Linked DNA regions of Homo sapiens: regions 2 and 3 are each linked to region 1. A link is a loop called in an ENCODE intact Hi-C map of the cell type or tissue named here. Cell type or tissue: PC-9. All regions are shown on one strand.

Region 1 (8,000 bases):
CATTTCAAATGTTTATTCCTGAATTCTCCCCTCTCCCATACACACTCTAATCCAAGCTCTTAGTGTCTGGATCCTGAGCTATGTCCAGTAGCTTCTGACCCAGTCCTCTTGACTCCAGGAGTTTCTTCTCACAGCCTGGAATCCATTGTCCACGCCACTTCCAGAGATTTCCTCCCGAACTACTACTTTACTCTGCAACTCACCGTCTTGCTCAAAAACCATCCCCAGGGCTGATTACTGGTGGGATAACAGACACACTCTTTAACCTGCCGTTCAAGGCCTTGCATTTCCCATATTATTTTTCACCTTTTCTCCCCCGTTCCTATCTGTAAACCCTACACTCTAGGGTCCCAAATGTGCCCTTCACATTCCCATATCCTTGCCTTCACTCCCCTTCTTCTCTGAGCTCCAGGAATCTCCCATCATCCCCGCTGCACTGCCCTCTGCTCTAACAGCTCCTCATTGACCCAAGGAATAGGTCACTCGGCCGTGTAGAGGTGTTTCCCATCTTACTGTTCCAACCTGCATATGTCTTTCCTCTCCATGCAGATTGTCAGTTTCTAGAGGCAGAGCTTATGCTGTCTTCATCTTCATCCTCAGCATGGTGGTCAGAACCCTGCACTTGGCAGGGGCTGAGGAAAAATTTTTTGGTTGAACTTTTGCTGCCTAGCCTGACAGATTCACATGTTGGCCCTTCTGACCCACTCCTGCCCTCTTGGCTCTGTGGCCTTGGGACTGTGGACATCCCCGAGGGTCCTGGGGTGCCAACAGGGGTCTCCTGTCACATGGAGCCCTCCGGGACTGTGCAGGTTTGGGGGCGATCCCAAGAAAATTCTCCATACTATCCAGTGTCCATCCCAGATCATATCTGGAAATATACATACATCACCATGGTGCCAGGCTGGCAGACGGGATGAGCAAGGCTGCCTCCCAGCCTACGTAGGTGCCAGTTTTAAGAACAGAAGCAAAGTCATCAGGGAAACTGAGCTGCCACAATCTGCTGAGGCACTAACTTCTTTATGGAAATGATGCTGCAGCTCTAATTCAGTGCCGAGGACTGGTGGCAGTGGTCTCTGCCTTCCCCATCCCTTGATCTTTCCCAAGCCCCCTCATGCCCCAGTCCCATGTCACCCAACTCACAGGCAACAGGACATCTGTGTGTGTTTCAGGGACAGGCTTGCCTGGCTGTCAAAAAGCTGTTTCCTGTGCCCCTGGGGAGAGACCTGCAGGGAGCCACCGCCAGACGTTCCTGCTGACACTGCGCACAGGCCAGCTTTACTGGCAAGCTTGTGCTTTATTCGTAGGTCTCAATGTCACCTCCTCTGGGACAGAATGATACTTAATTTTGTCTCTTTTCCTAAAAATACTATTCCTGTCCTGTGTACAGAGCCATGGTGGGCATCTCCCTGACCCAGGCCCCTACTTCTGTGCCATGGGACCCTGCCCTCCTGGACATAATCAGGAGCCGGTTGACTGGACCGGGGTGGATGCCAAACCCAGCTCACCCAGTTGGATTCCTTTCCCTGGGGATTTGGAACTGGAATTTGGTGAGAGCTCAGTTGGCCCCAGAATTGAAGATATGTAACTGGGAGCTGGGTTGCCATCTGCCACCGTTAGCTGAAGATGCAGAAAAAGCTGATCTGTTGGAAAAGAAAACCAGTTCACAGAAAGAGAAGAATGAAGTGGAGGAGTGGAGGGAAAGGCCCTGCAATCCAAAGAGGGGGCTGCAAGAGCCACTCTCCGGGTCCCAGGCCCTCTTGGTCCAGTTGTAGTTCCCACCTTAGCTCTGAGGGACCCCCTGGCCTCTTGGACTATATCACCCATTCCTGTTTAGGCAGAGTGGGCTTCTGTTATCACCAAACAAGCCTTAGCTAAGGCCACACAGAAGAGATCTTGGAGATGGTCTGGTCAATCTCTTCCATTTACAGGTGAGGGGTTTGAGGTCCAGAGGTGTGTGGCGAGGCGCCCTCCGCTGTGGCCAGGCCAGGACTACAGCCCAGGTTTTCTGGCTCCCGGCCCAGCACTTTGCTCCCTTTGCCCTGTGGCCCTCTGGGGCCAGCAACTCTTTTAGAGATAGCAGGTGAGATAGGAGGAGCTCAGAGGTCACAGCCAGCCGGATCCAGATACAAATTGGTGGATGCTGCAGACACGTTACTTAGCCTCTCTGAGACTCAGCATATTCCTCCAGAATGTAGGGGTGATAACATCTAGTTAATAGGAGTGTTGTGAGAATTAAATGAGTATATATGGAGGAATTAGATTTTTTAAAAACTGTTGTGTTGACAGTAACCATGAGGTCAGAGTTGCCTTTCCTGGATCAAAGGCCTTCCATTCACAGACCCAGTTTTCTGACACATTGACTAACACTTATCATGTCGAGGCCTGCAATGAAATGAATTTTGATCTACCTTAAAAAATAAACAAATGACTTACAGTTATTTTGAGAGGAGGTAGGAAATAAAATAATAGGAAAACGTGAGTGGGTGGGGATCAGGACTGGCTATTCTAGAGGACAGGGGTGGGTCCCTTGTAACACAGCATCTCACTCCTGTCAACCTGGTGGCCAATGACAACAGAGTGAGGGGCAGTTGGCTCACCCCAGCCCTCCCATAGGTAACAGGTGCGGCAGCCCCAGGCCTTGACGCATGTGGTCATCAGAGAAACATGAGGGTGAGTCATCTGGGAGCAATTAAGAGGGGAGGCCCAGGAGGAGGCCAGACTGTGTCATCCATCCCATCACTGCCACAGCACTGGCCCAGTGCCCACTCACAACATTCCTTCTCCTGGGTCACAGGCCACAGGCCAGCCCAGAAGGTGGCTGAGGATGGGCTCAGGCATCCAACACTTCTGACTGGGGCCCAGATCCATCTCTCTTAAACTCAGCAGCTCTGAGGATCCCCCAATTCCATGGCAACGGGCTGCCTACCCACCTTCCCAAGGGGTGCTACTCTGACTTGCCACAGTCTAGTCTCAGCAAACTGAAGCTGTCCTTTAAAAACATAAATTAGAACATGTCACTCTTCAGCTCAGAACTTTCCAGTGTTTTCCCACTTCTCTCAGAGCAAAATGCAAAGTCAATGGTTCACAAAGCCCTACAGGATCCGCCCTGCTGCCTTCCCCATCCCTAACCCTGTACAGTATTTCACTTGCACTTTCTAGCCATGCTGGTTTCTTTGTTTTTCTTCAAACACAACACATACCCTCTTGCCTCAGGGCCTCTGCACTTGCAAACCCTACCCCCTCTCACCACCCTGCCACCACCATCACTAGAATTCTCAGCCTTCCAGTCGGCCAGCTCCCTCGCCTCAAAGTTACCTTCTCAGTGGCCCCCAGTCCCAGCATTCCTTATCTCTCTTACTGTCTGCTTTATTTTTCTCTCCAGCACTCTTGTCACCAACTCACATACCATACAGTTTACTTATTTGTTTATTGTCTGTCTTTTTCTACGAGAATCTAAGCTTTTTGAGTGTGGAGATTTTGTTTCTGTCACTGCCATATCCCAGGGCCCAGAACAGTGCCAGGCACTAGCAGGGGATCGATAAGCACCTGTCGAAAGGCCACGTGGACATCAAGAGACTTACCATCTACTGGGCACTGAGGGTTCTGGGCTAAGAGCTTTTCTAATATTATTTATTTCATTTTTTTTTCTTTTGAGACAGAGTCTTGCTCTGTCCCCCAGGCTGGAGTACAGTGGCGTGATCTCCGCTCACTGCAACCTCCGCCTCCCGGGTTCAAGCAATTCTCCTGCCTCAGCCTCCCGAGTAGCTGGGATTACAGGTGCCTACCACCACACCTGGCTGATTTTTGTATTTTTAGTAGACACAGGGTTTCACCATGTTGGCCAGGTTGGTCTTGAACTCCTGACCTTGTGATCTGCCTGCCTCAGCCTCCCAAAGTGTTGGGATTACAGGCGTGAGCCACCACGCCTGGTTATTTATTTCATTTTATACTTATGACAACCCTGTGAAGTCCCTCTGTCATTCTATGCAGCCGTTGAAATTGTCATTCTTGCCATTTTATACAGGATGAAATAAACTCAGAGAGAAGGTAATGAGCATAATCTGTCTGAGGTCACAGGATACGTGGCAGAGCTGAAATTCGAATCCTAGCATTCTGACTTCAGAACCTGTTTCCTGGACACTCTGGCTTCTCTCGATGTGGTCCCCGGCCCGGCAGCATCAGCACTGTCTGGGAGCTTGTGGGAGGTGCAGCATCTCAGGCTCTACCCCAGACCTACTGAATCAGAATCTGCATTTTCACAATACTTCCTGGGTGAGCCCTTCCAGGGCACACTAAAGTCACCACTATAAGCAATGGGATCTGCTGTATGGAAAACAGGGGGCCTCGCTCTGAACAAGGGGCTGCCCACGGCCTGGGGGTCATTCCCCTGCCATTACCGCCCCCCGCCCTACCCAGGAGCGCTCCCCTGTCTGCTGTTGCAATCCTGAAAGAAGGCTGAGAAGGGCTTGGTGCAGGTAGTGAGGCTTTAGGCTTCCTCTTCAGCTGCCCACGGGCCTCTGTCGGAGGGCCAGATTTCGTGTTGATCAGGGAAGGCTCAGCCCCTGCCTGTGTGTGAGAGCCAGGCCTGTCATGGACAGGGCTGTTGGAGAAAACGCTCCCCGTTCACTTAGGGAGCAGCAGGCTGCACCTCTCAAAAGCAGGCAGAGAGCCAATTTGACATCAGAGGTACAGCGCTGAGCCCGGGCAAGAAGCCATTTCCCCTTGACACTTCTCAGGCACTTGGACCAGGAAGGCTGTTAAAACAAAAACAAAACCTACTCTCATTTAGGTTATTAATGCCTGGGAGCCCTGACACTCATTTTATTACCAGGAGCCACCTTTGGTCTTGACATTCACTAAGGAGTGGGCCTGGAATAAAACCAGAAATCCCCATTCTCAGTCTGCCCCAAGCCCTCCAATTCCGAGGGCGCTGTATGTATAAGCTCGGGCAGGCAAAAGTCGACTGTGAGAACACGCCAGCAGAGGGCGCTGTGGCCCCATCAGTCCCTGCCCACTGAACTCTCCAGAAGGAAAAGCGGCAAGGATGCAAACAAGAAAATCAGACCAGACTGGGAGTCTAGACCCTGCGTCCCACGCGGTCCCACCATGGCTTCCTCTTTGGAATTTTCAGGGGGACCCAGGAAGACTGACACCGCTGATCTGTGCCTACAGGAAAGCCAGTGGCCCCTCACAGAGGGATCAGTTCCAAAAGGACACCCCAAATCCGTATTCGGAACTCACAATAAAGGGACTTCCATTCATTCCTTTATTTACTTAACTAGCATTTGTTGAGTACCTGCAATGGGCCAGGTACAGGGCTGGACGAGGTGTTTTTTCCATAAAATGATGCTGTGACAATGGTTAGATTCCAAGTTTGCTGCCCCACCCCGCCCCGCCAAAAAAAAACTGTTTTATATCTTTAATGGAATGAGACTATTTTCTGTTTTAGGGTCAGAGAAAAGGAATAGGGGAAGGACAGTGTGGAGAAGAGAGAGAAAGGAAGGGAGACAAGTAGGAGCGAGAGGACTGGAGAGAAAAAGAAGCTGGGTTTCAATCCCATCATGGTATATATATATTTATAATTATTTTATTATTTTTCCTCCTGAGTAAAAAAAATAGTACCGAGTAGTTGGGACTACAGGTGCATGCCAACATACCTGGCTAATTTTTAATTCTTTTTGTAGAAACAGGGTCTCACTATGTTGTCCAGGTTGGTCTCAAACTCCTGGCCTCAAGTGATCCTCCTGCCTCAAGCCTCAGCCAAAGCTCAGGATTACAGGCGAAGCCACTGCACCCGGCCCTGGTGTACACAAAATACTGAACCATAAAAGGTTTGGTTTTGGCATCATCCTATTTCCCTTTCTAGACCTGGACCCGAGACTTATCTCTGCAGAGCACAGCATTATGTGAGGCGCCCCAAAGCCAAGTGTCTGCAGCTGCTGCTCTTCCCAGCTCAGTGTTGGTAGGAGCTCAATCTCTTAAAAGAAAGCACCCTGATATGGGACAGACCAGCCCTCCCAGGGACTTTGCACATCTTTTTTTTTTTTTTGAGTGAAACAGGGTCTTGCTCTGTTGTCCTGGCTAGAATGAAGTGACACAATCATGGCTCACTGCTGCCTCAACCTCCTGGGTTCAAGTGATCCTCCTGCCTCAGCCTCCTGAGTATCTAGGGCTACAAGCACATGCCCAGCTAATTTTAAAATATTTTTTATTGTAGAGGCGGAGATCTCACCACGTTGCCTTGGCCGGTCTCCAACCCCTTGTGAGCTCAAGTGATCCTCCCACCTCGGCCTCCCAAAGTGCTGTGATTATAGGTGTGAGCCCTTACACCCAGCCTGTTTGCATCTTTTAATGAGTACCCAAATTAACCTCTAATTGGTAAGTTCCCAGGCAGTGGGCTGGAGGGGAGTGACAATTTCAGACTGTGCTGAGGATGGAATTTGGAAGCAAATTAGAGTTAGGGGCTGGGATGGAAAGATCATTGGCAAGTTAGGGGGTTTGCAGATCAGGGGTAAATATCTCTAGCAGTTTTGAGTGACTTCAGTGTCATTCTGCATGTGTGCTTGGGTGAGGCCAGAGACAGAAGGTCAGTTCAGGGAAAAGGCTGGAAGCCAGAGAACTGCTGAGCTGGGAGAAAGGCCTCAAGGTAATGGGGCTGCAGCAGGCCTGACTCTCCAGGGGCCACCACCTGAGAGCCCTCCCCATGCAGCATGGTTCTCCAGCTGGTTCTCTAGCATTTTGCCCTGCAGAACAGATGCCCTTGCTGCCAAATTGCCCACACAGCAGTTCCCTGTGGTCAGGAGAGACTTGCTCAGAAAGTCCTGCCTCAGCGGCTGTGAGCTGGGCTCTGGGAGCCTGGGTCTTTCCTAAAGAGCCTGCTGTAGGAGGTGAGCAGAGCCTAACAGGCCCGGGGACACAGTTGTGCCAGGGCCATGCAAGGACAGATTCCCTTCCCACCGCAAGCCAGGTTTTGCCATGGCACTGCATGCTAAAGTCCTCCATTAGGATGAAACTTAGTCATCGCGCACATGGATCTCCTCCTCTGCCTCCCAGGGGATCCCAATTAAGAAGCCCCCCTGCTTGCTGTTCCTTTGAAAAGTTCTGCTGGCTGTGCAGGAAGCGGGGCAGGGGAGGAGGAGACCTGCCTGCTCACCAGGCCTTGGTGGGACCACAAGAGAATCTGGGTCCCTGTCCTGCAGAATGTAAAGCTGGGGTTGCCCTGCCTCGGCCATTGTGCCTTTGCTAACGCTGAGTTCTCCAGTGGAAGCATTCCTCGGATCACCTCTCAAGTCCTGGCCATCAAAATTAATCCAGAGTGACAGAAGTCAAAATAGGGTTACCTTTAGAGTGCAAGGATGACAGGGAGGATTCTAGAGTGCTGATGCCCTATTCCTGATCTCGTGGTGGGGATATGGGTGTGTACTATGTGTAAAAATTCATCAAACTGAATATGTCAAATGGTGATGCTGCTTTGGAAAACAGTTTGGCAGTTCCTCAAAAATGGAACATGGAGGCCGGGCGTGGTGGCTCACGCCTGTAATCCTAGAACTTTGGGAGGCCGAGGTGGGTGGATCACCTGAGGTTAGGAGTTCGAGACCAGCCTGGCCAACAGGGTGAAACCCCGTCTCTACTAAAAATACAAAAATTAGCCAGGCATGGTGGTGAGCACCTGTAATTCTAGTTACTTGGGAGGCTGAGGCAGGAGAATCACTGGAAACCGGGAGGTGGAGGCTGCAGTGAGCCGAGATCAAGCCACTGCACTCCAGCCTGGGCAACAATGCCAGACTCCATCTCAAAAAAAAAAAAAAAAAAAAAAAAGGAGGGGTAATCTATAGACTAAAACAGACTAAAAAGTTATATCAGCCAGTTTCAACATCTGCATCTCATTTGTACCCTGATTCAAATTCTTTTTTTTTTTTTAGACAGAGTTTCACTCTTGTTGCCCAGGCTGGAGTGCAATGGCGCCATCTCAGCTTACTGCAACCTCTGCCTTCCGCATT
Region 2 (8,000 bases), 1.1 Mb after region 1:
TTTTATTCTGTAGCTTTTCATCCTCCCAGAACTGTGGTACTACTACTAGTGGTTATCCAGTTTGAAAAGCATAGTGCTAAGCAGGCTCCTTGGAGACTTTTTTGTCTCCTAAATGGGATACAGCTTTTTACATATTGAATCCCACCTCTCTATAATTAGATTCAGGTGACCTTAAGTGGACTTTTAGATAGCCCCAAGCTTTTGGTAACACTTAATGATCTCTGTCTTCCTCTATGGATGACTAATAACTTACACTATATGTAAGTTTTGGCTTGATGTAAAAATGTCAGCTTTCTTTTCTTAATTTTTGCTTCTAAGTTGAAGGCAGTTAGCTCACAGTAGCCTCTGTATGTAGCCACCGGAAAATGAAATAGAAGTTGCTAGTGACAATTTTTCTTTCTTCTTCTATTACTCACAAAAGGTAAAATTTTTACCCAGCCATTTAGAATGAAACAAGGGTCATACTCCACAGGCTTTCCGGTAGCAAAGCCATGCTTTTCACAACCCACTTCAAACATGGAACCACCGAAGCAAATAATGAGCATGGAAAAGACTTCCAAGTTAAATGTAGTGGAGACTTCAAGACTGAATCACACTGAAAAATTAAACCAGGTGAGAGATAAGAATTTGGAGATATAAATATACGATGTTTTTAAATTCAGTGGTGTTAACACTTTGATCTGATGGAAAAGTTGACCTTTTAAAAACTGAAGTCATTCACTTATTTCAAATTTGACTAAGCATTTCCTATGGTTCTGTAGATTAGTAAGAAGTGAGAAGTGGAGTGAAAGAAGAGTACAATTTTATCAACTCCACAGTTTCCACTATTTTCTGCAAATGACTCCCAACTCCCAAATCTGTATCTCTAGTTCCAGTTCCTCACCAAAGTTACAGAAGCATATTTGCAATTTACCTCACAAATATCTTCTGAATGGCTGTCCCTGAGCATAATAATCCTGGTATTTTTCTGTGACTGTAATGCTGAAGGACTTTGAATAAAAACTATTAGAATATAACCAATAAATGCCTGACTAAATCATCATGTTAACAACTTAAGTTAGAGCTCAGAATGAGCACGTGGAAATTAAGTTCAAAACATGAAAATGCCTGATTTCTACTAAAATTAGCTTTAGTAACATAATTTACATGTAGTAAAATTTACTCATTTTAAGTGCACAGTTCGAGTTTTGATTAATATATAATTATACAATCACCATCAAAATAAAAAACAGAACATTTCCATCATCCCCAAAAAAGCTCCTTCATGCCACTTTGTAGTTTCTTTCCCCAACTGCAGCCACAGACAACCACTGCTTTCTATGATTTTGGCTTTCCAGGAATTTCATATAAATGGAATCAAACAATATCTAATCTTTTGTGTTTGGCTTCTTTAACTTAGTAGAATACTTCTGAGGTTTATCCAAGATGTATATATCAGTAATTTGTTCCTTTTTCTTGTTTAGTGTTAGTCCATTATACAGATACACGTAAATTTGTTATACCTTCCCCATTAGATGACATTTGGGTTATTTCCTCTTTGGTCCTTTACTTATAAAGCCACTGTCATTATTTGCATACATCTTGTATGGCCATAGTTCATTTCTCTTGTGTAAATACCTGGGGGTTGGATTACTGCATCATATAGTAAGTGTATGTTGATAAGAAATTACCATTGTTTTCCAAAGTGGCTGTATGACTTTCCTTTCCCATTAGATATGTATGAGAGTTGTAGTTGTTACACATCTTTGTTAACATTTGGGATTGTCAGTTTTAAAAATATTAGCCATTTGAGTGGGTGTGTAGTGCTATCTCATGGTTTTAAGTTGGATCATAATAATCTAATGATAATGTTGAGCATCTTTTCACATGCGTGTTTGCCATTTGTATTTCCTTTTTGAAGTGTCTATTCAAATATTTTGCCCATTTTATAAAACTGTGTTGTCATTGTATTGAATTGGAAAAATTTACATATTCTAGATGTAAGTCCTTATCAGAGGCGTGTTTTGTAAATATTTTCTCCTGGCCGATGTTTGCTTCTTCATTTCCTTAATCCTGTCTGTTGTGGAAAAGTCTTTAATTTTGATACAGTCTAATTTATTCATATTTTTCTTTCTTTTCTTTTTTTCTTTTTTTTTTTTTTTTTGATAGGGAGTCTCACCTTGTCACCCAGGCTGGAGTGCAATGGTGCGATCTCGGCTCACTGCAACTTCCGTCTCCCGGGCTCAAGTGATTCTCCTGCCTCAGCCTCCTGAGTAGCTGGGATTACAGGCGTCAGCCACCACACCTGGCTAATTTTTGTATTTTTATTAGAGACAGGGTTTCACCATGTTGGTCAGGCCGGTCTTGAACTCCTGACCTCAGGATCTGCCTGCCTCAGCTTCCCAAAGTGCTGGGATTGCAGATGTGAGCCACCACGCCTGGCCCATATTTTTCTTTTATTCTTGCCTATCTAATGGATTTTAATCGAAGTTACAAGTTTTTCTCCTACGTTTTTCTTGAAGTTTTATGTTTTCAGTTCTTATATTTAGGTATATTATCCATTTCAAGCCAGATTTGCCTAAGGTACCAGGCATGGATCAAAGTTTTCTGCATATAGACAGTTATTCCTTATTAATTTGGCACCTCCATTCACCTCACACATGTGTAGTTCTATTTTGAGACTCTGTTCAGGTCCATTTATCTACATTTCTGTTTTTGCCAATACTGTACTATCTTTATTCCTGTAGCTTTATAATATCTTTGTCATATATAGTCCTGTGTCAATGACAGGGATATGATCTGAGAAGTGTGTTGTTAGGTGATTTTATCATTGTATGATCATCATAGAATGCAGTTACATAAACCTAGGTGGTATATAGCCTACTACACACCTAGGCTATATGGTATAGCCTATTGCTCATAGGCTACAAACCATTATAGCATGTTATTGGACTGAATGCTGTAGGCAGTTGTAACACAACGGGGTATTTGTGTATCTAAACATAGAAAAGGTACAGAAAAAATACAGTATTATAATCTTGTGGGACCACCATCATACAGGTGGTCTATTGTTGACCATAAGTCATAATGCAGCCCATGACTGTAGTTAAGTCTTGCAACTTTGTTATTTTTCAAAAGTGCTTTGGATATTCTAGGTTTGCATTTGCAGATACATTTAATTTGATACAAATCAACTTGTCAGTTTCTGCCAGAAATAAATAAGATTGTGATCTTCATTAGAATCACATTGGATCTATAGATATGTTTGGGGGGAAAATGACATCTTAACAGTATCAAGTCTGCTGATTCAAAAGCATGGTATATCTTCATTTATTTAGGTCTTTACATTCTCTCAGCAATGTTTTATAGTTTTCAATGCATAAAGCTTGCGCATATTTTGTTAAACTTATCCTTTACACCTTTCATATTTTTTAGCTATTATAAATGGTATTTAAAATTTCTAATCATTGCTAATAGAAAATCAATTGGTTTTTTTTTTTTTGGGTATGTTGACCTTGTATCCTGTGACCTTGAGTCATGGTACTTGATAAACTCAGTTCTGTAATTCAAATCATTCTAGCAGCTATTTTGTAGAGTTTGGATTTTCTGCATAGACCGTCATGCCATCTGAGAGTAAAGACAGTTTTACTTCCTCCTTTTCAATCTATCTGCCTTTCCTCCAACCCTTACCACACAGTGTAGGCTCTCTAGTATTATATAATATTATATAAATGTGAGAGTGGAAAATCTTGACTTGTTCCTAACTATATGGGGAAAATATTCAGTCTTTCATAATTATGATATTAACTGTAGCTTTTTAGATGCCTTTTATCAGGTTGAGAAAATTCCCTCCTATTCCTAGTTTCTCAGAATTTTTTTCCTGAATGTATGTTGAATTTTGTCATGTTCTTTCTCCATACATTGAAATTATTATAGGACTTTTGTTTTTTAAAAATTTCTTTTCTTGGTTTTATATTCAGCCAACCTTATATTTCTGGATGAATCCTGCTTGGTCATCATATAGTATCCTTTTTATATGTTGCTACCTTCAGTTTGCTAATATTTTAAGGGTTTTGCATTTATGTTTATAAGATATATTCTGTAGTTTTCTTGTAATGCTTTTATCTGGTTTTGGAATCATTTTAATACAGGCCTCTTGTGAAAGGAGTTGGGAAGTTTTTTTCCACCTCTTTATTCTGAAAGAGTTTGTGTAGCATTGGTATTTGTTTTTCTTAAATATTTCATAGGATTTATCAGTGAACCAAATTGGAGCTTTCTTTGCAGAAAGGTTTTAAACAACAAATTCAGTTTCTTTAACAGATATAGGGCTATTTTGTATTTTATGCTTTCTTTTTTTTTTTTTAAATGAGCCTTGGTACCTTGTCTTTCGAGGTGCTGTCCATTTCATCTAGGTTGTCAAATTTATTGAAATAAAGTTGTTCATAATGTTCTCCCAGTAACATTTTAAGGTCTTTAGGGTCTGTGATGCTTGCTCTTTATCTGTCTCTATCTCTCTCATACACATATCAGTCTCACTAAAGATTTATTCACTTATACACAGTCATGCACCACATAATGACACTTGTGTCAACAAGACTGCATGTGCAACAGTAGTTCCACAAAATTATAACAGAACTGGAAAATTCCTGCCACCTGGTGGTGATGTAGCTGTTGTAACAACATAGTGCAATGCAACACTTACATTTGTGGTGACAGTCATATATATAGCACAATTATGTACAATACATAATAGTTGATAATGACAATCAACAACCATGTTATGGGTTTGTGTTTTTACTGTACTTTGTACCATTATTTTAGAGTGCACTCCTTACTAAAAAAATTAATTGTAAAACAGCTTCAGGCATTTCCTTCAGGAAGTATTCCAGAAGGAAGGCATTGTTATCATAGGTGATGACAGCTCCATGCATATTATTGTCCCTGAACACCTTACCACATGACAAGATAAATTTAGTATAGCCTAAGTGTATGATGTTTATAAAGTCTACAGTAGTGTACAATAATGTCCTAGGCCTACACATTCACCACCCACTCACCCAGAGCAACGTACAACCCTGCAAGCTCCATTTATGGTAAGTACTTTATACAGATGTGCCATTTTATCTTTTATACTGTATTTTTACTGTACCTCTTGTGTTTAGATACACAAATGCTACTGTGTTACAGTTACCTATAGTATTCAGTACAGTAACATGCTGTACAGGTTTGTAGCCTAGGAGCAATAAGCTGTACCATATATCCTAGGTGTGTAGTAAGGTTATACCATCTAGGTCTGTGTTACGTACATTCTATGTTTGTACAACAATGAAATCACCTAATAATGCATTTCTCAGAATGTATCCCCATTGTTAAAAGATGCATGGCTGTATTTTTCAAAGAACAAGTTTTTAGTTTTGATAATTTTTTTTATTTTTCCACTTTTTATTTCATTGATTTCTGTTCTCATTGTTTTGTAACTTCTGTTTACTTTGGGTTAATTTCCTCTTTGCTCTTAAGGTAGAAGTTTGGTCATTGATTTTGCTCCCTTTTTAATGTAAACATTTAAGGTTATAAATTTCTTCTAAGTATTGCTATAGCTACATCTCCCAAACTTTGATATGAAATTCAAATTTGATAGGAAAACTCATTTTCAGGTCAAAATTTACTAATCTCCCTTTTGGTTTTTTCTTTGTATCATGGATTATTTAGAAGTGTGTTGTTTAATATCCAAATATTTGGGGATTTTTTTCAGAGATGTTTCTGTTCGAATTTCATTGTGGTCCAACAACATAGATTTCATTCCTTATATATTTATTGAGACTCATATGGCTCAGAATATGTTTATCTAGGTAAATGTTTCATAATTCACTTCAAAAGAATATGTATTTTGCTATATTTGAGTATAATATTCTATAAATGTCAATTAAGTCAGTTATGTCATTGATTTCTTTTTAACTTTTTTAATGAACTACTGAGGGAGGAGTATTGAAATTTTCAAACATAATTATAGATTTGTCTATTTTACCTTTTAGTTCAGTTGGTTTATGGTTTGGCTATTTTGTTTTTTGGGTTTTTGTTTGTTTGTTTTATTATTTTCCACAGGTGGTTGAGGTACAGGTGGTATTTGGTTACATGAGTAAATTCTTTAGTGGTAATTTGTGATATTTTGGTGCCCCCATCACCCAAGCAGTATACACTGCACCCTATTTGTAGTCTTTTATCCCTCACCCCCTTCCTACCCTTCCCCTCATGTCCCCAAAGTCTTTGTATCATTCTTATGCCTAGGCGTCCTCATAGCTTAGTTCCCACATATCAGTGAAAACATGATGTTTAGTTTTCCATTCCTGAGTTACTTCACTCAGAATAATAGTCTCCAGTCTCATCAAGGTCACAGCAAATGCCACTGATTCATTCCTTTTTTATGGCTGAGTAGTATTCCATTGTATATAGATACCATAGTTTCTTTATTCACTTGTTGATTGATGGGCATTTGGGTTGGTTCCATGATTTTGCAATTGCAATTTGTGCTGCTATAAATGTGCATCTGCAAGTATCTTTTTCGTATAATGATTCCTCTGGGTAGATACCCAGTAGTGGGATTGCTGGATCAACTGGTAGTTCTACTTTCAGTTCCTTTTGAGATGGAGTCTTGCTCTGTCGCCCAGGCTGGAGTGCAGTGGCACAATCTTGGCTCACTGCAGCCTCCATCTCCTGGGTTCAAGCAGTTCTCCTGTCTCAGCCTCCCGAGTAGCTGGGACTACAGGCACACGCCATCACGCCCAGGTAATTTTTTGTATTTTAGTAGATATGGGGTTTCACCATGTTGTCCAGGCTGGTTGTGAACTCCTGAGCTCAGGCAGTCCACCCACCTCGGCCTCCCAAAGTGCTGGGATTACAGGCATAAGCCACCGTACCTGGCCTACTTTTAGTTCTTTAAGGAATCTCCACAGTGTTTTCCTTAGCAGCTATACTAGTTTACATTCCCACCAGCAGCATAGAAGTGTTCCCTGTTAACCGCATTCATGCCAACATCTGTTTTTTGATTTTTTGATGATGGCCATTCTTGCAGGAGTAAGGTAGTATCTCATTGTGGTTTTGATTTGCATTTCCCTGATCATTAGTGATGTTGAGCATTTCTTCATATGTTTGTTGGCCATTTGTATATCTTCTTTTGAGAATTGTCAATTCATGTCCTTAGCCCACTTCTTGATGGGATTGCTTGTTTTTTTTCTTACTGATGGGTTTTTGGTCATGAAATCCTTGCCTAAGCCAATGTCTAGAAGGGTTTTTCCAATGTTATCTTCTAGAATTTTTATAGTTTCAGGTCTTAGGTTTAAGTCCTTAATCCATCTTGAGTTGATTTTTGTGTAAGGTGAGAGATGAGGATCCAGTTTCATTCTCCTACATGCGGCTAGCCAATTATCCCAGCACCATTTGTTTAAAAGGGTGTCCTTTCCCCACTTTATATTTTTGTTTGTTTTGTCAAAGATCAGTTGGCTGTAAGTATTTGGGTTTATTTCTGGGTTCTCTATTCTGTTCCATTGGTCTATGTGCTTATTTTTATACCAGTAGCATGCTTTTTTGTTGACTATAGCCTTATAGTATAGTTTGAAATAAGGTAGTGTTATGCTTCCAGATTTGTTCTTTTTGCTTAGTCTTGCTTTGGCTATGCGGGCTCTTTTTTGGTTCCATATGAATTTTAGAATTGTTTTTTCTAATTCTGTGAAGAATGATAGTGATATTATGATGGGGATTCCGTTGAATTTGTAGGTTGCTTTTGGCAGTATGGTCATTTTCACAATATTGATTCTATCCATCCATGAGCATGGGATGTGTTTCCATTTGTTTGTTTCATCTATAATTTCTTTCAGCAGTGTTTTGTAGTTTTCCTTGTAGAGGTCTTTTGCCTCCTCGGTTAGGTATATTCCTAAGTATTTTGTTATTTTTGCAGCTATTGTGAAGGGGTTGAGTTCTTGATTTGACTCTCCGCTTGGTCACTTTTGGTGTATAGAAGGGCTACT
Region 3 (8,000 bases), 1.3 Mb after region 1:
CCAGCACTTTGGGAGGCCAAGGCGGGTGGATCACCCACCTTGGTGGGTGGTCAGGAGTTTGAGACCAGCCTGGCCAACATGGTGAAGCCCCGTTTCTACTGAAAATACAAAAATTAGCCCGGTGTGGGGTTGCACGTCTATAATCCCAGCTACTCGGGAGGCTGAGGCACGAGAATCACTGGAACCCAGCAGGCAGAGGTTGCAGTGAGCCAAGATTGTGCCACTGCACTCCAGACTGAGGGACAGAGTGAGACTCTGTCTCCAAAAAAAAGAACAGTGGGACTGCATGATGGGGCAGTGGATCACGTAAGCGGAAGAAAGGGAGGTGAGGAGGGAAAGATAAATAGGGTAAGTGTGCAGGAACGTGGGGGATGGCAATGTCTTTGAAGCTGTCTCTAAAAGTTTATGGGCAGATAAATGTATCCTGCAGGCAATGTGGTGCATGAGAGTCACAGAAAGGCCCAGGGGTATGAAGGAAGGCTTAACAGCTGGTGGCAGGAAGGGTACTCAGAGACAAAACTGGGAAGGTTTGTTAGGAAACCATTGTGCCAGTGCAGCTTGAGAGGTGATGAGTCTTCACTGGTGTGGGGGACAGAAGACTGGGGTAGCCAAAGAAGAATTTGAGGAGTTTAAATTCTGGGCAGCTAGGGGAACGTCCCATGGGCTTGTCAAACTCTAATGTGCAACCTACTCAATTGGGACCTTGTTAAAATGCAAACTCTGACTCATTAGGCCTGTGGGGGGCCTGAGATGCTATCTTTCTAATGGTGCTCCCAGGTGATGCCCACGCTGCTGGTCCACAGAGCGGGAGTGGATTTGGAGCCACACTGCCGGGCAGGTGCAGCCCTCTAAGAGGACAGTGGTGGACATGTGATATCTTTGGGTAAAGAGATAAAGGCACCCCCTTTTACCTGGTGAACACACCAGGGTGCATAGCTTTGTGAGCACAGTGCAGTTGGGTTCTAGCCCCCACTTGCCCTTTGAGTAATAAACAATTTGCAAAGCCCTTCGGGACAGCTCTGGTGGAGCCACCAACAGAGCCTCCAGACAGGTCGGAGGAGAGGAGTCCATTTGGAGAGCAGGGTGGTGACTTTAACCTGTCATAACTGAGTTTGAGATGACCACTGGGACATCCACTGAAATGTCTATCTACTAGCAGCTGGAGACCCAGCTGGAGACCTGGACTTGGGGTCTGTGGGCTCACTGATGATATGCCACACAGCGAAGAAAGCAAAATGAGGGTTGTCTGGGAATCATCTAACCCTTCTGGCCTTTTTCAGTGAGTAACTCTCTTCTTCCAACATCTCTGTCCTTTCTGTTGTCTTGCAGGTCGCCGTTCCCTTTACTGAATGTAAGTGATCGTAGTCATTTTTCCATCTCCAAGATGCCAACTTCCCATTCCCCACCCTCCTGCCCCTTGGTCCCAATGCACCTGGGAGGCTCAGAAATCCCCATTCACTGACCTAAAAGGAGAATCTGTCTGAAGCCATGACAGCCTCATGCCCAGAGCTTGCCTCTGTCCTGTTCATTCAGCCTCAGAAGCCAGGACCAGTCTCCCCAGCTTGGCCACAGCCTTCCAGGGCCCAGAATGCCACACACCACTCCCTCTGGGCTCGCCTTGCCTTTGTTTTCCAGGAGGGTTTGAAGGAGAAGAGAGATACCCCCAAAAGAAGTGCTGGTTTGAGCCAGAGAAGAGCCACCTGGTGTTTTCGAGATGTGGCCCTTTCCCCGCCAGCCCGGGCCAAAGGCTCAGGGACCACTGGGGTGTGTGCCAAGAGGGCGGGGATCAAGAGCACAGCCTTTGGGATGAACGGGCTGGGTGGAATCGCAGCCAAATTATTCGCAGCCCCGTTCAGCATGCGTGCGGTAGGGATAGCTAATAACTGCCCCGAAGGGTTATCGCGAGGATGTAGTAAGATGCGTGGGGGTGCTTAGCATGATGCCACACAGGGAGGAGCCCCGCAATCAGCGGCAGCTGTTCCTCTGTGTCTGCAGCCACGCAGAAGCGGGAGCTAAGAAGGGTGTGACGGGAGAGGAAAGGCGAGAAGAGCACCAAAGGGGAAAGATCGTGAGAACTTTTTGAAACTGGGTACTCAACTTCGCCCACTTAGGCTGGCCCAGTCTGGAGCCACAGTCGTCCTCAGCCTTCAGGAAACCCCTGGGGCCTGGCCCTCCCGGCACCTGCTGCTCTCAGGCCCCCTGCCCCAGCCTCGGGGCAGTTCCAGGAAGACTCCCCCCGGCCCAGCCCAGGGCTGCAGCCACAGCTGGTCCTCAGCCCTCCGCACATCTTTGCAGAGTTTGATGGGGCGCCGGGCGGATGACAGCGGGAACGGTTGTGATCACTGGCGGAATCCTAGCTACGGTGATCCTCCTCTGCATCATTGCCGTCCTGTGCTACTGCAGGCTCCAGGTCAGTCCCCGGGACCCGTAGCCAGAGGCTGCCAGGCCACCAGCAAACCTCTTTTTCATTATGGGGGCAGAAACTGGAGGCCGACTTCAGGGCCCACAGAGCCCAAAGCTATGGAATGTAGCAGGCGTAAGTCAAGGAGGATGGGAGTTGGGGCTGGTCGGAAGGGAGCTAAGTGCCCCCCAGCCTGCCCACTCAGAGCACACAGAAAGTGTGCTGGAAAGATACGGGGTCATTGGGTTGTGTCTCCTGCACCTCTGAGATTTCAGGAGCATGGGAAGAGCACCATTCTGGGGAGGCTCTGAAAGCTGCCGCCAGCAGCTCCAGCCCTGTCCTCAATATGATGTGTGTGTCCCTGCCCCGCTCAACTACAGCCTGGAGTTACTGCGAGGAGTGGTGGGAGGGGAAAAGGAAAGCAGTACTGGCCTTGCAAAGCTGGGATTAGAAACTTGTGGAGCAGGCCCCTGGGGTTCAGTGCCTGGCACTAGGTTCTCCATGGAGCAGGGGACAGGGGCACCTGTGCACGCTCAAAAATGCATGGGGCGGGGGGAGCATTCACCCTCTCAGGCATCCCTCTGCCCTTCCGCACAGTATTACTGCTGCAAGAAGAGCGGAACCGAGGTTGCAGACGAGGAGGAGGAGCGGGAGCACGACCTTCCCACGCATCCCAGAGGCCCCACCTGCAATGCCTGCAGCTCCCAAGCCCTGGACGGCAGAGGCAGCCTGGCGCCTCTCACCAGCGAGCCCTGCAGCCAGCCCTGTGGGGTGGCCGCGAGCCACTGCACTACCTGCTCCCCATACAGCTCCCCCTTTTACATACGGACGGCTGACATGGTGCCCAATGGGGGTGGAGGCGAGAGGCTCTCCTTTGCTCCCACATACTACAAAGAGGGGGGACCCCCATCCCTCAAATTGGCAGCACCCCAGAGTTACCCGGTGACCTGGCCAGGCTCTGGGCGTGAGGCCTTCACCAATCCAAGGGCTATTAGTACAGACGTGTAAATCCTTCCACCCCGACCCGCACACACACCCACACTGCTGCCCTGGCGGGGGCCATGGGGGTGATGAATGACCCTCCAACAGCCCCACATGGGTTGTTTCTGTTTCTTTGGCTTTTCTCGCTCCGCAGTGGAGGGTTTACTAGGATTTAAGCTTTTGAGTGCATTGAGAACCAAGACAGGGCCTGGCTCCAACTCTGTGGGCCAGAGGTGGGGGACTGCTAGGTCGAGTCTGCAGCTTCGCCAGTTTCTTGGTTGGGACACTCCTCTGGCAGCCCCAGCACCACCACAACCCCTTGCAGTGTGCCCCAGTCCCCTGGATTCGCTGGACTGCAAAAAGGAGCACCAGGGAAAGCTCAGCAAAGGCTCAGGAGGCCTCCCGGGTCCTCGGGAGATGAAGCATCCGTGCCTAGGAAAAGGGGACAGAGGGCAAGGAGAGAAGTGAGAGCTACAATTCCAGCATTGGAGAAGCGAGGGGCGGGGCGTCAACGGCACTGCTTCAGGACGCGCTTGCTGAAACGACTCCAACAGCTAGTTCACAGCCCAGCTTTGTACGTTGGTTACCATAGCTACTGCTGTCACTGTAGCTGCTCCCGTAGGGTCGTTGATTCCTGAACGTATCACATCTCACCTGCCCCCTTCCTCGTGGGACGTGTCAAGTTGACTTTAAAGCCTAAGGTGGCTTGTGGGGACTGCACCAGAAAGTGTCTAACCTTGTGTTCCCCGAAATCCTTTCTCTGACTTAGGAACCAGCGCCCCCTGCTGGAGAAGTTTTTTCATTTTGTTAGCCGACTTCTGGTAGCTTAGCAAAGAGACCAGCTGACTGTCTCTCGGCCCAGCCCACCACGCCGAGTAGCTTGTGTGGATGCAGTCCTGTGAGGGTGTGCATAACCGTTCCCAGGTGTACGCACGCGCGCGCGCGCGCACAGACACACACACACACACACACACACACACACACACACAGTAACCACGGGTAGGCACCAGGGGCTTTGTACATTCAGGAGCTGCAGAGAGGAAAGGTCTCCCATGTACCAGAGAAGGAAAAGTCTGATCCCGAAACAGCTTGAACGAAAGGTGGTTAACACGTGACCAATCCCCATGGCAGACAGCGGGCTGGTGAACAGGAAGAGCACAGAATCTCTGTGGGGCGATGCTGCAGCGGCTGAAACCACGTCAAGTCCCCCAGAGCCCGGCATTCTATGTAAGCATCCACCTGTGACGCCGTGGAGCAGGATCTTCATTCATCTCACCAGAGCAACAGCCCAGTCCTGAGGATGGGAGGGACGTGACTTAGCCTTGGGATTCCACGCTCGCCGCCCTCCCTTGGCCGCCCTACTCCCCAGTTTCCTGGCGATGAGCCATTTATTGTGTCTCACACCAGCCTCATTTCCAACTCCGACTTCCTACTTAGAATGTGGCAGTGGCTTTGTGAGTGAGAATCCTGATGAGTTTTCCAGTGGCCTCTGCAGAAGCTGGCCCCCTTCTAAGGGCATAGCTAACCCCCTTCCCACTCCTGAGTCACTGAATTCGAGGAGGGTGGGGCAGGGAAAGGGCTGGCCCCCCTGCTGAAATCTTGATTCTGCATTTGAGGAAGGTCAGGGTGCCGCTGGGGGAGCAGGGAGCGGGGAGGGAGGAAGAGGGGAATGCACATCTTTTGCGCCACTATTAAGGCACCTGTCACCTTACATCTCAATCTGGAATCAAAGTGCCCTGGGTTGAGAAGCAGACCTGGGCTCTGGTCACACTTTGGTCACTCATTAGCTCTAGGACCAGTCACTAATCTCTGAGACTCCATTTTCTCCAGGGAAACGAGGCTTGCCCAGATAGACTAACAACCCTTTAGTGCTCCAAGAAGTGAGAATTTCCGAAAAAGATCTGCCGGCCCAGAGCACTCCCTCTTGCCCTAATCCTGGCAGGGTCTGGATGTATTTACCCAACTCTGATCTTGCGTGCAGGGATGCTTGCTGATGGATGAAAGACCACAATAAAACAAGATTAGCAGCAAAACAATTTTAATTGTCAGTGAAAAGCAAACATGTTTGTCAGACTCTCCTGTGGAGTCATTTCAAATGGTAACTCTTCTCTTGTACCAGGAAGCAGCTGTAGGTGGGGTAATGGGATCTGTCTCCTGGTGCAGAGGGGCAGCTTATGGCGGCAGCAGCTTCAACAAGCCCGTCCCACGGCCAGCCCTAACTGGGCCAAGTGCAAGCTCCTGATGAGCTGCTGGGCCTGGCAGCGTTCCCCACTTCCTAGTGCCTTGCTCCCCTGGAATTCCACAGCCAATCAACCACAGCAGCCGTGTCCTCCTTGCCAGAAATAACATCATTCGTACGTCCTGCCTTTGTAAAAATCAAGACCCAGTTAACCATCACCCACTTCTTGCCCCTGATTGATGGGGTCCCTGAGTACAAGCGTCCTGTGCAATCCCCTCCCTCCTACCGCTTTCCTAGCTAAGCCCTGCTAGCCCCACAAATCAGAATCTGGGTTTGGGGTGCTGGAGAGATGGTGGGCCCCAGCTCTTCCCCACATAGCCCACGCTGCTCAGGGCACGGTCTCCAACCAGGCTCGAGATTGCCTGCCTGCCCGCTGCAGCCGCAGGGCCCCACCCTGTGGAAAAGGAAGCTTCCCCCACTCAACTGCACTGTCCTTTTCTGCTGTCTAGTCTGTGCTAAGGGACACTACTTGTACACTTTTCAAACGGTGCCCTAAATTGGAAGAGAAGGAGGGGCCAGGAACACAGCCCTCTCCGCCGTCTTTCTCCACCTCCACTTCACCACTCCTGCTCTAGACTTCTTGTCTTGCATCTTTGATAACTTGGAGTCATAACCGAGTGGATGTCGGAATAAATGAGAGATTTGAAGTAGAAATCCCACAGGGTCCTTCGTTCTTCACCGGGGGAAGTGAAGGGGGCTGTTGGTGTGGATTTAAGGGTGAAGCCTCCTCTTCAACACCCAGAGCGTCTGTGTTCCACGCTCTCCCTGCTCCCACGGTAGCAAACCTCCACCTTGTTGCCTGGCATGCCCCCATTGCCTCAGTCAGAGTTCAATCGGCGGAGATTTGCTGTTTGTTGGGAAAGTGGCTGAAGGGCCCTGCTGAGGATAGTGAGTTTCCCTGTGGGGCAACCCAGGCCTCGGCCCCTGCTACCTGCCCTTCCCCTCTTCCCAACCCTGCACACACACCTTCCAGGCTGGTGGTCTTCCTGCCTGTGTAGCTCAGGGTAAAATCACTTCTCTGAAGCCTGAGGAGATCATGTCACATGGCCAGCCCTTTGTTACAGGGGCAGCAAGGGAAGAGAGGGGAATTGGGACCAGATCCCCAGTGCAGCCCAGCAGAGACTACAGAAGTGGAGAGGGATGGAGGGGGACTGGAGAACTGGGAACTAGCTTTGTGTGTAGGAGGGAGAATTCGGGGATGAAGTGAGAACGTCTTTTGTGTGTGTGTGTGTGTGTGTGTGTGTGCCTGCACTTGTGCACATGGGTGTGTACGAGACAGCTGCTCTCTCTCCACCTCAGGGCCTCAGGGCGAGCCCTGACTGCAGCTTGGGGGTACAGCAGGCAGCCTGCCCCAGCAGTCCAGCACCCAGGCCTCCAGCCCTGCAGCAGCCTTCCCTAGCACCAGTGGGAGCACAGCTTCCTTCACCCTCGGCCCAGGGAGCAGTTGGCCACAGCTCTGTCACCACAGCTGTTCTATGGAATCAGAAACCAGACCCTGAGGCACACTCATCATTGCATCCATCCCAACCTCCAGCCATCTCCTTTGCCGCCGCAGGGCAGCCAGCCCGGACTCGGCCTCCAGCCTCTCACCCGGCACATCTGCTTGGCCTCATGCTTGCTGGCAAGTCACGGCCCTGACCCAGCTCTTCTCCCTGGTGGCCCTCAACTGCCTTCAGCCTCAGCTCCAGCTGGGGAGGAGGGTGGAAGAGCAGCTTGAGTCAGACTGAGGAATGCAAGAGAGGTGCTGGCCGTCCTTGTCACTGTTCTTTGGAAAATGCCTCCATCAGTGCCTGAAGTTCAAGGAGTGTGGGCTGTTTTCTTTCTGAGTTCTGAGCAAATCGAGCTGGGGGACTCCGGGGCATGCTGCGCTATCCTGGGAGTCTCGGCCTTAGGCGGTTTGGTGATCTTCCCCTGGAAATAATCAGTGGGTCCTGAGCAGCACTTGTAAACTTGAATGTAGAAAGCTGGGTGAGAAGTTTTCATCCTCCGCACTGTTCAGGCCCAAAAAAGTTGGAGGCAGAGGCTGTCGTCAAAGTGGCACATTGCCCTCATACCCGGGGGCTTTCCAACCAACAGCTCTGGCACCCCAGATTCCAGCAGCCCCATAATGGCATCATTCAGCCCACATCCCCAAAACCTGTCCATGTCACTCTGCCCCTGGGGCTTCTGCAGGGACTTCAAGGAGAAGCTTCTTTCACCATAAAAACATCTCACCCAGTTTTCTACGCTCAAATTTACAAGTGCTGTTCAGGGACTATTGATTATTTACAGGAGAAGATCGCCAAACTACCTAAGACTGAGACTCCTGGGATAGGGCAGCATACCCCGGAGTCCCCCAGCTCGATTTGCTCGGAACTCAGAAAGAAAACGGCCTACACT

The links. A loop is a pair of places that touch in the nucleus more often than their neighbours do. Peaks named below come from ENCODE experiments on the same cell type or tissue, not always from the same donor. Only the 100,000 strongest peaks of a DNase experiment are listed, where the experiment ranks them.
Region 2: a loop joins it to region 1, with 7 times the contacts of the local background. A loop is called at or near these places in 4 of 110 quality-filtered maps.
Region 3: a loop joins it to region 1, with 8 times the contacts of the local background. A loop is called at or near these places in 7 of 110 quality-filtered maps.

What each region holds. Positions count from the first base shown.
Region 1 is chr1:178,527,508-178,535,507 of GRCh38, forward strand. It overlaps LOC105371631 (a long non-coding RNA gene), which reads right to left and starts at 5,225. Exons shown (of 5, transcript XR_922310.3): 1 at 4,829-5,225; 2 at 1,506-1,640; 3 at 523-632. In PC-9, CTCF peaks have their summits at 4,984 (motif pointing right) and 5,186; DNase peaks (open chromatin) are centred at 2,674, 3,194 and 4,984; H3K27ac peaks cover 1,915 bases.
Region 2 is chr1:179,595,207-179,603,206 of GRCh38, forward strand. It overlaps TDRD5 (tudor domain containing 5), which reads left to right. Exons shown (of 18, transcript NM_001199085.3): 4 at 422-612. Among named protein-coding and RNA genes, the nearest start is that of TDRD5, 7.4 kb to the left of the region's middle. RefSeq lists an enhancer at 3,525-3,584. In PC-9, CTCF peaks have their summits at 4,645 (motif pointing left) and 4,845; a DNase peak (open chromatin) is centred at 4,595.
Region 3 is chr1:179,810,781-179,818,780 of GRCh38, forward strand. It overlaps FAM163A (family with sequence similarity 163 member A), which reads left to right. Exons shown (of 5, transcript NM_173509.3): 3 at 1,330-1,351; 4 at 2,296-2,410; 5 at 2,999-5,418. The coding sequence starts at 2,318. The coding sequence ends at 3,409. LOC105371634 (a long non-coding RNA gene) reads right to left here. Exons shown (of 5, transcript XR_007066756.1): 2 at 7,212-7,309; 3 at 6,588-7,094; 4 at 4,119-5,747; 5 at 3,515-3,814. Among named protein-coding and RNA genes, the nearest start is that of MIR12116, 11 kb to the left of the region's middle. RefSeq lists a silencer at 2,314-2,539 and an enhancer at 7,740-8,000. In PC-9, CTCF peaks have their summits at 4,158 (motif pointing left) and 4,366; a DNase peak (open chromatin) is centred at 4,211; H3K4me3 peaks cover 1,281 bases; H3K27me3 peaks cover 4,250 bases.